Linked DNA regions of Homo sapiens: region 2 is linked to region 1. The links are chromatin contacts, found by Hi-C in ENCODE. All regions are on one chromosome and are shown on one strand. The core of a region is the stretch at or near the end of the contact, and the rest is flanking DNA. Distances in the headings are between cores, read along the strand shown. Region 1 overlaps STAC3 (SH3 and cysteine rich domain 3). Region 2 holds the start of ZBTB39 (zinc finger and BTB domain containing 39).

The links. Hi-C counts contacts between places; a loop is a spot of excess contacts on that map. Pooled maps may share reads with other maps.
Region 2: a map of PC-9 shows a loop between it and region 1 (16-fold over the local background). The contact joins the promoter of ZBTB39 here to the enhancer-like site in region 1. A Hi-C loop is called at or near these places in 2 of 168 maps with a recorded cell type or tissue (PC-9 and naive thymus-derived CD4-positive, alpha-beta T cell), 5 of 37 single-sample maps with no recorded cell type and 13 of 50 pooled maps.

The regions. Positions count from the first base shown.
Region 1 is chr12:57,239,998-57,247,304 of GRCh38, reverse strand. STAC3 (SH3 and cysteine rich domain 3) reads left to right here. Exons shown (of 12, transcript NM_145064.3): 6 at 404-501; 7 at 2,094-2,160; 8 at 2,340-2,389; 9 at 2,683-2,768; 10 at 2,939-2,990; 11 at 3,080-3,217; 12 at 3,395-3,847. The coding sequence ends at 3,493. It also overlaps a transcript of COXFA4L2 not described here. Among named protein-coding and RNA genes, the nearest start is that of COXFA4L2, 6.5 kb to the right of the region's middle. RefSeq lists enhancers at 4,174-5,077, 7,219-7,307, 6,888-7,307. Within about 2 kb of position 2,083, at least 2 of the 41 ENCODE cell types and tissues checked have a DNase peak (open chromatin) inside an H3K27ac peak, as active enhancers do.
Region 2 is chr12:57,002,328-57,009,634 of GRCh38, reverse strand. It overlaps ZBTB39 (zinc finger and BTB domain containing 39), which reads left to right and starts at 3,089. Exons shown (of 2, transcript NM_014830.3): 1 at 3,089-3,230; 2 at 4,674-7,307. The coding sequence starts at 4,718. The coding sequence ends at 6,856. RefSeq lists silencers at 2,891-3,250, 3,271-3,420.

The DNA.
Region 1 (7,307 bases), core at 834-3,333:
TATTGGTGGCAGCACCTCAGCTTACACATGCCATTTAGCAGAACAAAAGCCAGCAGTTAAGGGCCCATTCTCCTTAGAAGGAGAATAGTGATTCTGCGCATGTCTCAGCTCCCAAGCAAGCAAAGTTGTGTTTCAAACATCATATAATGCTCTGCCTGGAAGGAGTTCTAATAAATACTTTCCTCCCTCACTTTACATCACCAGTGATGTTTTTAAAGTCCTTTATAGATTGGTGTCCTGGGTATTGCCTAGCTGACCCTTCCCTAATCTTCCCCGCGGCGCCCCCACCGCCACCCAACACACACATGGGTATCCATCTACTCAATCCCACCTCTCCCTTCCTTTCCTCCAAGCCTTTCTCTGCCTTCCCAATAATGTCTTCTTTCTCCTCCCATTCGATTAGCTGCTGCCAATCGCAATGATCCTGTGTTTGAAACCCTGCGCACTGGGGTGATCATGGCAAACAAGGAACGGAAGAAGGGACAGGCAGATAAGAAAAATGTGAGCACTGTACCTCCCCACGAGGTCCCTCCCAGAGATCCCATGGAGCAGGTCATTTTCCCATTTGGAAAGCTGACAGAAGTAATGGATTGTCTTCCCCTAAAATTGCACAAAACTCGGCCAGGCATGGTGGCTCACGCCTGTAATCCCAGCACTTTGGGAGGCCGAGGTGGGCAGATTACCTGAGGTCAGGAGTTCGAAACCTGCCTGGCCAACGTGGTGAAACCCTGTCTCTACTAAAAATACAAAAATAAAAATAAAAAATCCGGGTGTGGTGGTGCTCGCTTGTAATCCCAGCTACTTGGGAGGCTGAGGCAGGAGAATCGCTTGAACCCGGGAGGCAGAGGTTGCAGTAAGCCACTGCACTCCAGCCTGGGGGAGAAAGTGAGACCCTGTCAAGAAAAAAAAAAAAGGAAGGAAGGAAGGAAAGGAAGGAAGGAAGGGAAAAGAAAAGATAAATGTACATATCTGATCAAAAAAATCAACTGCAAAAAACAACTAGAAATCTGGCCTCAAACTTGTTGATATGGAGGTTGGACACAGATAAGGGATTTCTATGGAGTGAATTAATGACTTGTAAGGCACTAGCAATGTGATATGGCTGCTTCCAGAAGGGCTAACATACTCTTGGGTTATATTCTTTTAAGGGAATTATAAAAATTGTGCTGCTCTTTTTTTTTTTTTTTTTTTTTTTGAGATAGAGTTTCGCTCTTGTTGCCCAGGCTGGAGTGCAATGGCACGATCTCGGCTCACCGCAAACTCTGCCTCCCGGGTCCAAGCGATTATCCTGCCTCAGCCTCCCGAGTAGCTGGGATTACAGGCATGTGCCACCATGCCTGGCTAATTTTGTATTTTTAGTAGAGAGGAGATTTCTCCATGTTGGTCAGGCTGGTCTCGAACTCCCGACCTCAGGTGATCCGCCCACCTCGGCCTCCCAAAGTGCTGGGATTACAAGCATAAGCCACCGCGCCTGACCATGCTGCTCACTTTTTACTTACACACTGGAGTATTTTTAAAGGCTGACAGCATAGTCAAGGACCTGGAATCTGGTAGTGAATTCCCTGTTATTTAGCTACATTCAAGCAGAATGTGGGTGACCCACCTGATAGGATGTTTTAGGGAAAGTCCCTGCATGGCCGGGCACAGTGGGTCACGCCTGTAATCCCAGCACTTTGGGAGGCCGAGGCTGGTGGATCACGAGGTCAGGAGATTGAGATCATCCTGGCTAACACGGTGAAACCCCGTCTCTACTAAAAATACAAAAAATTAGCCGGGCGTGGTGGCAGGCGCCTGTAGTCCCAGCTACTCAGGAGGCTGTGGCAGGAGAATGGCGTGAACCTGGAGGCGGAGCTGGCACTGAGCCAAGATTGCGCCACTGCACTCCAGCCTGGGTGACGGAGGGAGACCCGTCTCAAAAAAAAAAAAAAAGTTCCTGCATTAGGCAGATGGCTGAACTAGATATTTCCTCCAAGGCCTCTTCCAACTCTGAGATCTCTGAGATCCCATTATTCTATAGTTCTCTGACCTGATTATAGACAGCCAGGGCATGTGTTCCCAAGACAGCGTCTCCCTAACTCTGGTGCCCCCTCCAGCCTGTAGCAGCCATGATGGAGGAGGAGCCAGAGTCGGCCAGACCAGAGGAAGGCAAACCCCAGGATGGTGAGTGTTACCCACCTCCATCCAGAGATGGAGTAGGATCAGAGGCTCAGCTGTGGAACAGAGGGTGGAGGAGCAAAGGGCAGGCCAGCTTTGGATAGACGAGGCCCTTCCACAAAAGGGTAAGAGAATAAGAATTGCCCTCCAGGAGACAGACAATTTGTTGGTGTTTCCTATCCCAGGAAACCCTGAAGGGGATAAGAAGGCTGAGAAGAAGACACCTGATGACAAGGTAAGAATCCTTCCTCCCTGCAAGGAACCCAGTTCTCTCCCCAACCCAGCTCTGACACCACTACTCATGGCCCTGGCAGAAGCTCACTCTTTAACTCCTAGGCTTCCCATCACTTCTGACCCACACTCTCCATCAACTTGCACACCCACCCACGACCAAAACACTTCTCTCAGTTCAGGGACCTAGAAGAGAGTTGGAGTGTAGAGTGTGTGGTGAATGTCCCTGCCTTGGAATCCTGCCCCTCAGTGTGGGGTAGAGGAGCCCTAAGACTCATCATTCCCTTGCACCCCCAGCACAAGCAGCCTGGCTTCCAGCAGTCTCATTACTTTGTGGCTCTCTATCGGTTCAAAGCCCTGGAGAAGGACGATCTGGATTTCCCGTGAGAGGCCTTGGGGCAGGGGGCTGGTACTGCGGAGTGAAGAGGAAAGAGCTGGGTTCCCCCAAGGGAAAGGAAAAGGGGGGACTCAGGGCTTGGAGCCTATTGATGCTGGACCCGGGGCACAGCAGGGGACCTGCTATGTGAGTGAGGCCCCTCCCTTCCCCTCCCAGGCCAGGAGAGAAGATCACAGTCATTGATGACTCCAATGAAGAATGGTGGCGGGTGAGAGAAATGGCTAGGGCTAGGGTGGAGTGTGGGTTGAGTCCAGAACCCGACATTGAGAGATGGACTCTCCCTACTATCTTCCCTAGGGGAAAATCGGGGAGAAGGTCGGATTTTTCCCTCCAAACTTCATCATTCGGGTCCGGGCTGGAGAACGTGTGCACCGCGTGACGAGATCCTTCGTGGGGAACCGCGAGATAGGGCAGATCACTCTCAAGAAGGACCAGGTAGGCTGTTGCCCCAACCCAATCCCAGGCCTGAATGCTCCCTAGCCCACCACACTCCTTGGAGAGCTTAACCATTAATAAGACTAGGGTGAGCCCCTGTAAACCCCGGCTCCCCTGCTGTCCTCTCCTACCTTTTCCTTTGATTCCTCTCCTACTTCTGATCCTTTAATCTTCTAGATCGTGGTGCAGAAAGGAGACGAAGCGGGCGGCTACGTCAAGGTCTACACCGGCCGCAAGGTGGGGCTGTTTCCCACCGACTTTCTAGAGGAAATTTAGGCGTGCGGGCGCCTGCAAGCGGGAGACACCCACACCCCATTCTGGGCGGGCCCAGTGGAGTTTGGGGAGGGGGGCGAAAGCAACGGGACTGCTGGGAGAGGAGGGGTAGGAAGGCCCGCCTGAGCGCGACGGGGCTTCCGGGAAGGGACTGGTTCTCGCCCCCTTCCCCAGCCTGGGGCCTCGGATACCTGCTGCCCAGAGCAGCCCGGACCCGAAACCTTTCAGGCCCCGCTTGCAAGAGCTGGAAAAAAACGCGTATCTACTAGGAGGAGCCAGGGACTGGGGCGGGGGGCGGGGGCGAGGGAGGGCGAACTGTCGAATGTTGCGAATTTATTAAACTTTTGACAAAACTTAGAAAAGTTGTTATTTAACTGGGGTTGAGGAGAGGGCCTGCGGAGGGGTGGAGAATCCTCCCTAGCTGTCCCGCCTCGTTACCATCGGGTAACCTGAGACCCATCTGGGCTGAGGTTGGCGGGAGGTGGGAAGTGCGCCCGCCAGGTGAGGCCTCTGTAGTCAGTAAAGAAAGGGGAGCGCAGGGCTGGAGTCGCCGCCCCCGCGCCCCAGCGGTTGGGAGCAGGATCTTGTAGTAGGGTAAGTCCCCCCTTGCTCTTGGCGATTTAGCCGCAGGCAGCCCCTTGCATTTCGGAATCTGGCTTGGCGCCGAGCTAGGCCGCCAGGGGGCGATGCAAGATCTCGGTTGGAGAGCGAGGGATGGGGAGGGGGTGGAGGGTGGGTAAGGGGAGACAACCAGAGACACCAAGCCCGAGACCCTGGGCCTGGGAGGGGGTGGGGTGCGTGCCGTCTCCATGGCAACACTTCCTCAAGTCCTCCGAGAACCGAGCTAGCTAGGCCGGGGGCCTAACCCCACCCGCGCGGCCCCTGCCCTAACCCTTTCCGACAGGTACCGAGTGAGAACGGAGGGCAGACAGCTAACCGGCTCTCGCGGAGACACCCCTGCGGAGCACCGTATGCAAATGTTATTATTTGCATATGCAAATATGCAAATACGCCGGCCCTGGTCAGGGCGGCAGGTGGCGAGGAGCAGGAAGGTGTGGGGAAGGGAGCAGAAGGAGACGAGGAGTTTGGGGACCTGAGAGCGGACCCAGTGAGAGGCAGGCTGGGGTGGTCGCTGGAGTGGGGCAGGCGTGTGTGGGGGGGGTCTTGAGCTCGATGCCGGGTGGGGGAGGGTCGGCTTGGCCAGCCAGGAGCTCCTCTTCTCGTCTGCCCGTTGTCTGCCAGGACCGAGGTTGGCACCGCCTAGCAAGGTTGGCAGCGGGAGCCCGGGCACCATCTGCTGCTGGCGGGGGGAGGGCAGAGGCTCAGCTGGGCTGGGGAAGAGGAGGCCTGGGACGGGCGCGCCCCCCTTCCAGAAGGCTGAGGTGTGATGGGGGTAGGGAAGCACACAAGAAGACTCTGCAGAACCGGGTTCAGTTTTCTGTTCCCTTTGCCCTTGACGGTCCCGGATGCCTGAGGGGGTGGGGGCGGAGTCATTAAAGAAGACCCCCCCCTTTAATCGCGATTGAGCTGGAATAGGAACAGATCACAGGCAAACACACACACCAACCACACGCAAATCAAGCATTCTGTCCTTATCCTTCCTTGAAATCCACCTACCAGGAATGTATGAGGGGAGGGACCGCGAGGGCTCGGGTCGTCTCTATTCATCAAGGTCTGAGGGACTCAAAATCAGAGCCCCCCGAGATCCTCGAGAGACCCCCGCCAATGCTAAGGCAAAACCAATTTACTGGCTCATTGGGCGGCAATGCTGGTGTGCGGATGCCGAGAAGCAGGGAGAGCGGCTGTTCTCCCCCAACACTCGGGGGGCGCCCCCCTCCCTAGCCTCACTGAGCCGGCAGCTGTCCCTAATTAGAGCGGCGGTTTAATTGGATTTATCAGCAGTTAATAGGAAATTAAGCAAAGGGCCCGAGAGAAGGGGGGCGGGAAAAGCGGGGAAACAGGCTGTGCTGAACTAGAAGGAGGGGTGCTAGGGTACCAGGGGTGGGGACATGTGACCCAGTGTCCCGATCGAGCCCCACGGTCACACCCTCCCGTCATTACTCACCAAGACTCTTAAGCCCTGGCCCGCGGGCCGGAGAGCAGGTCCCCAGAGAGGGCGGCAGGCGTGACAGCGACCCTATGTGAGCTCCCAGCGCCCTCCATCCCCCTAAACGGCGCCTGGGTGATGGATGATACTGCCGCATGCTGCAAAGGTCATAAGTCTGGGCCAAGGAGCAGACTGAATTGAAAACAGATCCGAGGAAGGGCCGGTACTGGGGTACAAGACAACCGGCACCCCAACCTCCTCCACTGCCCACTCTACTCAGCGCGCGCGCGCGCGCACACACACACACACGTGCCCCTTGAAGTTGGAAGACTGGGCAGCACGGGGGGAAAAGGCAGAGTACAGAGTGACCCTTTCTATAAACCCCACCAGCAGCAGTGTTGGGGATCCTGAGAATCTCTCGGTGCAGCTCCAGTGTTCCCTTTAGGCTCTCCCTCCACGAAACTGCCCGATTTGGGTCAGTGGGGTCCGCCCGGTCTGCTGCTCAGGGGCAGCCCAACGTCGGCGCTACCCGCCCTAGGGGCCAGTCAAGGAAGCTTGCAGACAGCTAAGCCCTGGTGCACGGGCCTCCTAGTCCACAGCCCCAGGCGCCTCCTGTCACCAAGACCTCATCATACTGCTAGGCTAACAAGGCCTGCTCCGGAGACCCTGACGACCTCCCTGCCACATTCCACCCCGCAGGGCACAGATGGCAACTCCTGCATATGCTAAGGTGTGCTAGCCTCTGAGTGGGTGTGGGTGGGCTCTCCGTGCCCCTGGCAATTATGGACGTCTGTATCTCCGGCGTGTGGTTAGTGTGTGTCCGTTTGTTCCCTGGGTATGTGAGGTGTGTCTACCTGAGCCCCAGGTGTGTCCGACTCTGTGCCCGGGTGTGTGTCTGTGCCCCTGAGTGTGTCTATATCTGTCGGGTTTGTCCACTTCCCCGTCCCCAGCTCCCATCTGGGTGATTTTGCCCGGGTGTGCCTCCGCGTGGGGGCGTTTCCGTGCGTCTCCGCCTGCAGGTCTGTGTATGTGTGAAAATCAGGAAGAGCCAGCGGGGAGTGTGTGTTGCCATCGCGTCTCCGCCTGCAGGTATGTGTGTCTCAGTGACAGTGCGTAGGCGTGTGCCTGGGTGTGAGCCGCGCGGCGGCGTGTATCCGAATGACAGTGTGACGCACGTGCGCGCGCGAGTGTGTGTGTGCGCGCGCCGGGGTGAGTCTCCCGCCCCCACTCCTTCCTTTCCCCATTTCTATTCCTCTCTCCTCTCCCGGCCAGCTCGGCTTCGCCATCCGCATCATCTCCATCCATTATTGAAGAAACAGCCGCGTCCGCTCCAATCACATCAACACCCCCGCCCCCTTTCCGTTCCGCTCGCCCAGCGGCCCTCTGGGTGCTGAGGAGAGGGGAAGCCAAGGCGCGGTGGGGGCGCCGGGTGGGAATGGGCTTATGACCCTTGCCCCAAGCCCGGCCAGGAGCCGGGACGCCGGGGTCCCCGGCGGAGAGCGCTTTGCATAAACAGATGGCGCGGGCGGCTTTGTCTCACTCGTTCGCTCACCGCGCAGCTCCCGGCTCCGCTTCTGTCTGGCTGATGCAATCATGATCATCTCGGTGCCTCGGGACCAGGCGCCCTTAATAATGGCAGAGGGGGGTCAGGGGCCCCGGGGCTCCCGAGCAGATGCTGGGCCCTGTGTCTTCCTTTCCGGGCGCCCCTCCACGTCCCACAGCCGCAGCGGGAAGATCAACGCTGCGCGGAGTTGACGGGCATGTGGAGGT
Region 2 (7,307 bases), core at 1,840-4,339, 240 kb after region 1:
CGAGACCAGCCTGACCAACATGGTGAAACCCCTTCTCTACTAAAAATACAAAAATTAGCCAGGCATGGTGGCGCATGCCTGTAATTCCAGCTACTTGGGAGGCTGAGGCAGGAGAATCGTTTGAACCCAGGAGGCAGGGGTTGCAGTGAGCCGAGATCACGCCACTGCACTCCAGCCTGGGCAACAAGAGCAAAAAACTCCGTCTCAAAACAAAACAAACAAACAAAAAAAACAATAAAAAAAGAAAAAGAAAAAGAAAAAAAATATTCAGAATGACTTGTATTACTAGGATGGGTCTGGGAGATATTCATTCCTGAATCTGACCCTACTTAATTAGAGAAGGAGGTGGGGATCAAGGCTGTCCGGAGACCCAGCCACAGAGGAGGACAAATCTATGACCCTATACAATTTTTTTGTCTCCAAATGCTGAGCCTGGGTTCTGTGACAGATCCTGGGGATGAAATGATGACTCATACACAGAGTTTACAGTTTAGCAGGGCTGTGGACAAGCAAACAGAACTTGATCCAGCTAGGATGGGATGTGGACAGGGAAGTTACTACCGAGGCCAAGAAAGAGAGGAGCAGATATCTTCACCGTTAACTGGCTGCCTTAGTTATTATAAAGGGAAAACATTTATCTCCCACTCCTCTCTAAAGTGCCTGTTACCAGCTCCTGCAGCTCTGACTTAACAGTCCCCAGAATGTGTAAGGCACTTACATGTGGTATGCATGGGTATGGATGTCTTTTACTAATCTATGATGTCAACTATCACCCGCCATCCTAAGGGGGGTTCTGTACCCTAATGGAACAGCCAGTGAAATCCTCAGGCTCCTTATCTTAGCGTGGTACAGGGGCCTTTGTTATGCCCCTGAATTGCACTGATAAAACATCAACACATAGATTTCCCAAGGCAGTGTAAGGACAGGGCCACAGAGCCAGAGGCCACTTCCTGCAGTCCTTTCATTCTAGTGAAAATTCTATCTTCCTACAGCCTGACTTGGGGCCACTTTGGAATGACAGCTGTATAGTGGGGGGCGGGGAAAGGAGGGAATACTCACCCTAGTATTACTTATGTCAGCTTTATAGCCAGAGGTCAAAGAATGCCCCCACCCCAGAGCCTAGACCCTTTTTCCAGTGAGTCATCTCTTTGACTTTTCAAAATTATCTATCTATAGGGCTTAAAACTGGGGACACTTTTGCAGAGTCTAGGGGCTTTCTCTGGGTCATGAAAGCTACAAGAGTTGGTTCTGCTCAGACTTGGTGGGAGTTAGGCTTATAGGCTGAGATGAGACAATTGCTTTGCAAGTAGGAACATTAAGTGCAGAAAGATTGCTCTCTAGTGGGACTGACAAAAATTGCAGTACTGGGGACTCCAGAAAAAAATGAAGACAAATGTTAAGTTAGATTCCTGTGTTTGTACTTGAAGAATGTGTGAAGGGATCCTGACCCTCCCTTTCCTGTTGTAAAACAGTTGATGCCTAAAGAGATCTGGTCCACAAGACCTTGACTAAATTCCTGGCCCTTTCTTCTCCATTTAACTTTGTATATGTTTGTTATTGTGACTATATGGTGATTTACTTTAAAAAGACTTCAGTATAAGTGGTATATACTTTCACCTGCGTCTTTTGGATGATTTGTTTTCATGTGAAGTTTATTGGGGTCAACCCTCCAGAGATGGCTGGGGCAGTTGGTTAGAAAGACTGTATAGGCCCAGGCCCTTGCAAGCCCAGCAGCCCTCTGTCTCCAGAGTCATGCTGGAGGTCTGGACCTGCTGGCTGTGTGATATTCCACTTTAGGGAGACTCAGTCACCTTGCACAACTGTGAGAGCTGGGCCTGCCACTGAAACATTGTGTCAACCTCTAAGTGACCCTTTCACTAGATGGTAAAGTGAGATGCCTCATCCCCAAACTATAAGAACAGTTCTATGGCTGTTTTTGTATCTCCTGGCTAACAAATGTTACATGTTTGGCAGCATTTGGTATAGTGCTTGCTTTCAGTATAGTCTGCCACCAGTTAATGAGGTTGTGGAAAGGAGGACACACAATCTCCCAAATTCATCAAGAGAATGGACAATTGCTGAATGGCCAAACTGGCTTAGATCTGTTGGCAACATTCAGTGTGTCCCTTCCTTTCCACTTATCCATCAAGGAATTACTGAATCCTACCATGCGCCTGTCCTGGGAGTTTGTCCTTGGCTGCAAGCTATTTTCAGGCAGTGACTGGGATGGGATGGGAGAGAGGATGAAACTGAAGGGTCTTGGAGCCTAAGAGCTTCCTCTGTACTGAGGGAGGGAGGGCGACATGACGAAGACTTCTAATGTCTTTGGTGGTGGTGGGTGGGGCAGGCAGTGTAGGTGGTTTTCGTTTGATGACAATTCTTGGGCAGAAGCATTTGAAAAGATGATTTGGGAGAAGGGTGGGGAGGAAGAGTGATCGAGTTCTACACAGAGTTGGGGAGGGCAGGCTTCAGGAAGCAGGCCTGGGGTGCCAAAGTACAGTGAGATCCGGTGACTTTCTTCATTTGGCCACCTAGATGGAAGGAGGGACAGCAGTGGATTATCAGAAGGGTCCAGTAGTAGCGGTCTAGCCCTCAAGTGCTCCTTCATTCATTCAAGCAGGCTTAATGTATTAAGCACTTATTGTGCCAGGAAGTGTGGTAAGGGTCAGTGTGGACCTGCGGCCGTGTGCAAAGCCACAGATCCCTGCCTTCAGGAAGCCCACAGCCTAGTGGAGGAGATATATAGTAATCAAACAATCTTACAACATTTTGTAAAATGCCCATAGTAGATGTTCTGAGGAGAAGCTTTTGGAACTGTGAGCGTAGAACAGGGGAGGTGAAGAGAGTTTGGATAGGGTTTTTCACTCTTCAGGCACCAAGTCCCGCGCACAGTGGATGGGCGCTTAGAAAAAGCCAGCCTGGGGACTTGGAAGCCCCTGCACCCCTCGCGCAGGTCCTGGACCCGGCCCCGCCGTGGGGGGGCGCTGCCTCCTCCCGGGCGGCGGGGGGCGCTGCGGCCGGGCGGCGGGGGGCGCTGCCTCCTCCGGGACGGCGGGGGGCGCTGCGGGCCGGGCGGCGGGGGCGGCCCGGGCCGTCGCGGCGAGCCGCGCGGCGGATGGAGAGTCTGGCCGCGGCCGGCGGCGCCGCCTCCTCGTCGGGCCGGGCACGGCGGGCCGGGGCCTTTGTGTGAAGCGGCGGCGGCGATGGTGCTCGGGGCGCCGCAGAGCCGGGTAAGCGCGGCCAGGCCGAGGGCTGCCCCTGGCCGAAGCCCGACCTTCGGCCCGGCATTTATCTCGCTCTTGCTGGGGTCCCTCTTGCCCGCTCCCTTCGGCCGGACCCATCCTCCCCGCCCGCGCGCCGACCCCGGCCGGCCCCGCCGCCCCTCGCTTGGCCCCTTATTCAGCCCCATGCCCCCAACAGGCTCACCCGGGTGAGCCCCGCGCTGTTTGTGGAGGGACTGAGGCGCTCGTTGCCTCCAGAGGGAGCGCCCCAGCCGATGCAGCGCCCTTCCCTCCCAGATGCGACTCCGGAGGGGAGACCGCGGCGCCCGGGGATTGTTGGGGTGTCCTTGGAAGTTCCCAGCTTCCCCCTCTCCCACCCTCTCCTCTGGCTGCCCAGTGCTCCGACCCGCCCATCGTTCAGGGGTGGCCACCAGGGCCCGGGAGATGCTTGGCCGGTACCCCACAATACTTAGACGCTTCCTGGGCCCCAGAAAAAGTTGGGAGTTGTTAGAATCTGGAGAGATGGAGAAAGGGGCTGTGTTGGGCAGAGTTGTGAGACTGAACAGGGATGCAAGTAGCTCTTCTTCCTTAGTCGTGCAGGAGTCAGAAAGGGCAGAAAGTGGTAGTGAACAAGCCTCTAGGAGTCTTACCTGTATAATTAGAAGTCTTTCTTGCGGCATCAAGTAAATCTGTTAGTGCAGGGACAACAAAATATAAACCCCGAAAAGGGTGGCGAAAAAGAATACAACATATTAAAGTAATATTAAATACTACCACAGTTGTGTTCTACTTTTCTTACTGTGCATTCTGAGTGTTTTAACTTCACAGAATACAGGGACTGTGATAAAGCAATATCTGGAGGGGCTCTGGGTTATCGAAAGGCCAGAGAGCGGGTATGTAGTATAGGCAGAGAGAGATGGGGATTCAAGAACGTGAGATTTATTTGGAGATTATTGAGAGGTTGAAGACACAGCAATGACAAAGCTAAAAAACGGAACCACCTTATATGTTCCTCAGTAGCTAGTGGAGCTTTGATAGTTGTGTTCAAGCATGTGCATGGTATTTGGCATCATGAGGGAAAAGAATATGCTCAATGAATTAGGAAAGCTTGTATTTGGGAGGAAATTAATAGGAGAAAAATTTGATCCAGTGGCTCTGGTAATGAAGTATAAGATTGTGTCCAAGGGAATGCCTCTGGTTCGTCTCTAGGCACCAGCTTAAAACCAAGCTATCAGATTGTCATCAGTCGTTTTGGTTTTTGTCATAACTCTTTGAGTATATACAGGGGGAGATGTCATTGCCTTGTCATAATGGAGGAACTCTCCATGCCAGTTTACTCCTGATCCCTACCTGGGGCTTGGAAGCATTCAGAGTGATGGTATTTTCTCCTGCATAGCCCCTCTTTTGCACGGATGTGTTTGGCCATCCATCTTTTTCTCTTGCTATCCACAGATTAACTGTGCTGATAAGGAGGTAATTTCATAGGAGCTGCTAAGATGGGCATGAGGATCAAACTGCAAAGCACCAACCACCCCAACAACCTGCTGAAGGAACTCAACAAGTGCCGGCTCTCAGAGACCATGTGCGACGTCACCATTGTGGTGGGGAGCCGCTCCTTCCCGGCCCACAAGGCTGTGCTGGCCTGTGCAGCTGGCTACTTCCAGAACCTCTTCCTGAATACTGGGCTTGATGCTGCCAGGACCTATGTGGTGGACTTCATCACCCCTGCCAACTTTGAGAAGGTTCTGAGCTTTGTCTACACTTCAGAACTCTTCACAGACCTGATCAATGTTGGGGTCATCTACGAGGTAGCTGAGCGTCTGGGTATGGAGGACCTCCTCCAGGCCTGTCACTCTACCTTTCCTGATCTGGAGAGCACTGCCAGGGCCAAGCCCCTGACCAGCACCAGTGAGAGCCACTCTGGTACCCTGAGTTGTCCTTCGGCAGAACCTGCCCATCCCCTTGGAGAACTCCGAGGTGGTGGGGACTACCTTGGTGCTGATAGAAACTATGTGTTGCCCAGTGATGCTGGAGGGAGCTATAAAGAGGAAGAGAAGAATGTTGCCAGTGACGCTAACCATAGCCTGCATCTGCCGCAACCGCCCCCACCACCGCCAAAGACAGAAGACCATGACACCCCTGCTCCCTTCACGTCCATTCCTAGCATGATGACCCAGCCACTCCTAGGCACTGTCAGCACGGGCATCCAGACCAGCACGAGCTCCTGCCAGCCATACAAAGTTCAAAGCAATGGAGACTTCAGTAAAAACAGCTTCCTCACCCCTGACAATGCAGTAGACATTACCACTGGGACCAACTCCTGTCTGAGCAATAGTGAGCACTCCAAAGATCCTGGCTTTGGGCAGATGGATGAGCTCCAGCTCGAGGACCTGGGGGATGATGACTTGCAGTTTGAAGACCCTGCTGAGGATATAGGCACAACTGAGGAGGTGATTGAGCTGAGTGATGACAGTGAGGATGAGTTGGCTTTTGGAGAGAATGACAATCGGGAGAATAAGGCCATGCCCTGCCAGGTGTGCAAGAAAGTTCTAGAGCCCAACATTCAACTGATCCGGCAGCATGCTCGGGACCATGTGGACCTGCTGACGGGCAACTGCAAGGTCTGCGAGACCCACTTCCAGGACCGAAACTCCCGGGTAACTCATGTCCTGTCCCACATTGGTATTTTCCTTTTCTCCTGCGACATGTGTGAAACTAAGTTCTTTACCCAGTGGCAGCTGACCCTTCACCGACGGGATGGAATATTTGAGAACAACATCATTGTCCACCCCAACGATCCCCTGCCAGGGAAGCTGGGTCTCTTTTCAGGGGCAGCCTCCCCAGAGCTGAAATGCGCTGCCTGTGGGAAAGTATTGGCCAAAGATTTCCATGTGGTCCGGGGCCACATCCTTGACCATCTAAACTTGAAGGGCCAGGCCTGCAGTGTCTGCGACCAGCGTCACCTTAACCTCTGCAGCCTCATGTGGCACACGCTGTCCCATCTCGGCATCTCAGTCTTCTCCTGTTCTGTCTGTGCGAACAGCTTTGTGGACTGGCATCTTCTAGAGAAGCACATGGCTGTGCACCAAAGTCTGGAAGACGCCCTCTTCCACTGCCGCTTGTGCAGCCAGAGCTTCAAGTCAGAGGCTGCCTATCGCTACCACGTCAGCCAGCACAAATGCAACAGTGGCCTTGATGCACGGCCTGGTTTTGGGCTGCAGCACCCAGCTCTCCAGAAGCGGAAGCTGCCAGCAGAGGAGTTTCTGGGTGAAGAGCTGGCGCTGCAGGGCCAACCTGGGAACAGCAAGTATAGCTGCAAGGTCTGTGGCAAAAGATTTGCCCACACAAGCGAATTCAACTACCACCGGCGGATCCACACGGGGGAGAAGCCATACCAATGTAAGGTGTGCCACAAGTTCTTTCGAGGCCGCTCGACCATCAAGTGCCACCTAAAGACACACTCGGGGGCCCTCATGTACCGCTGCACAGTCTGTGGGCACTACAGTTCCACCCTTAACCTCATGAGCAAACATGTTGGTGTGCACAAAGGCAGCCTCCCCCCTGACTTCACCATCGAGCAGACCTTCATGTACATCATCCATTCCAAAGAGGCGGATAAGAACCCGGACAGTTGACTGGGTCCCGGCAGAGCCACGGGGAGCTCCCAAGCAGCAGCCAGGATGCTGATATCTAAGAGGTGTTGGTCCCTCCCCAGCTGAAGTTATAATTTTGCCTTGGTAGGAATTCTGTTCTGTGTTGTGTTTAAAGAAGAAAAGAAGAAGAAATAGCACATAAGCTGTTACTGTTGTTGAGAAGCAACAGCCCTATCACATTTACCTCCATACCTGTTCTTGCCCATGCAGGGCTATGTTTTTCATTCTTTTGAGGCTGGTTTTGGGATCTAGTCAAGCAGTTGGTGTCCACTAGACCCCCTTCCCCAGCCTCTCTAGTTTTAGTTTACTGATAGGTTTTATGCTGCTAAGAATCCAACCAACAGCCTCACTTAACAGAGGAGGTAAAGGGAGGTTTTCACTGTGGGTGTTACTGCAGGCCTCCAACTGGGATGACCAGCAATGAGAAAGATTT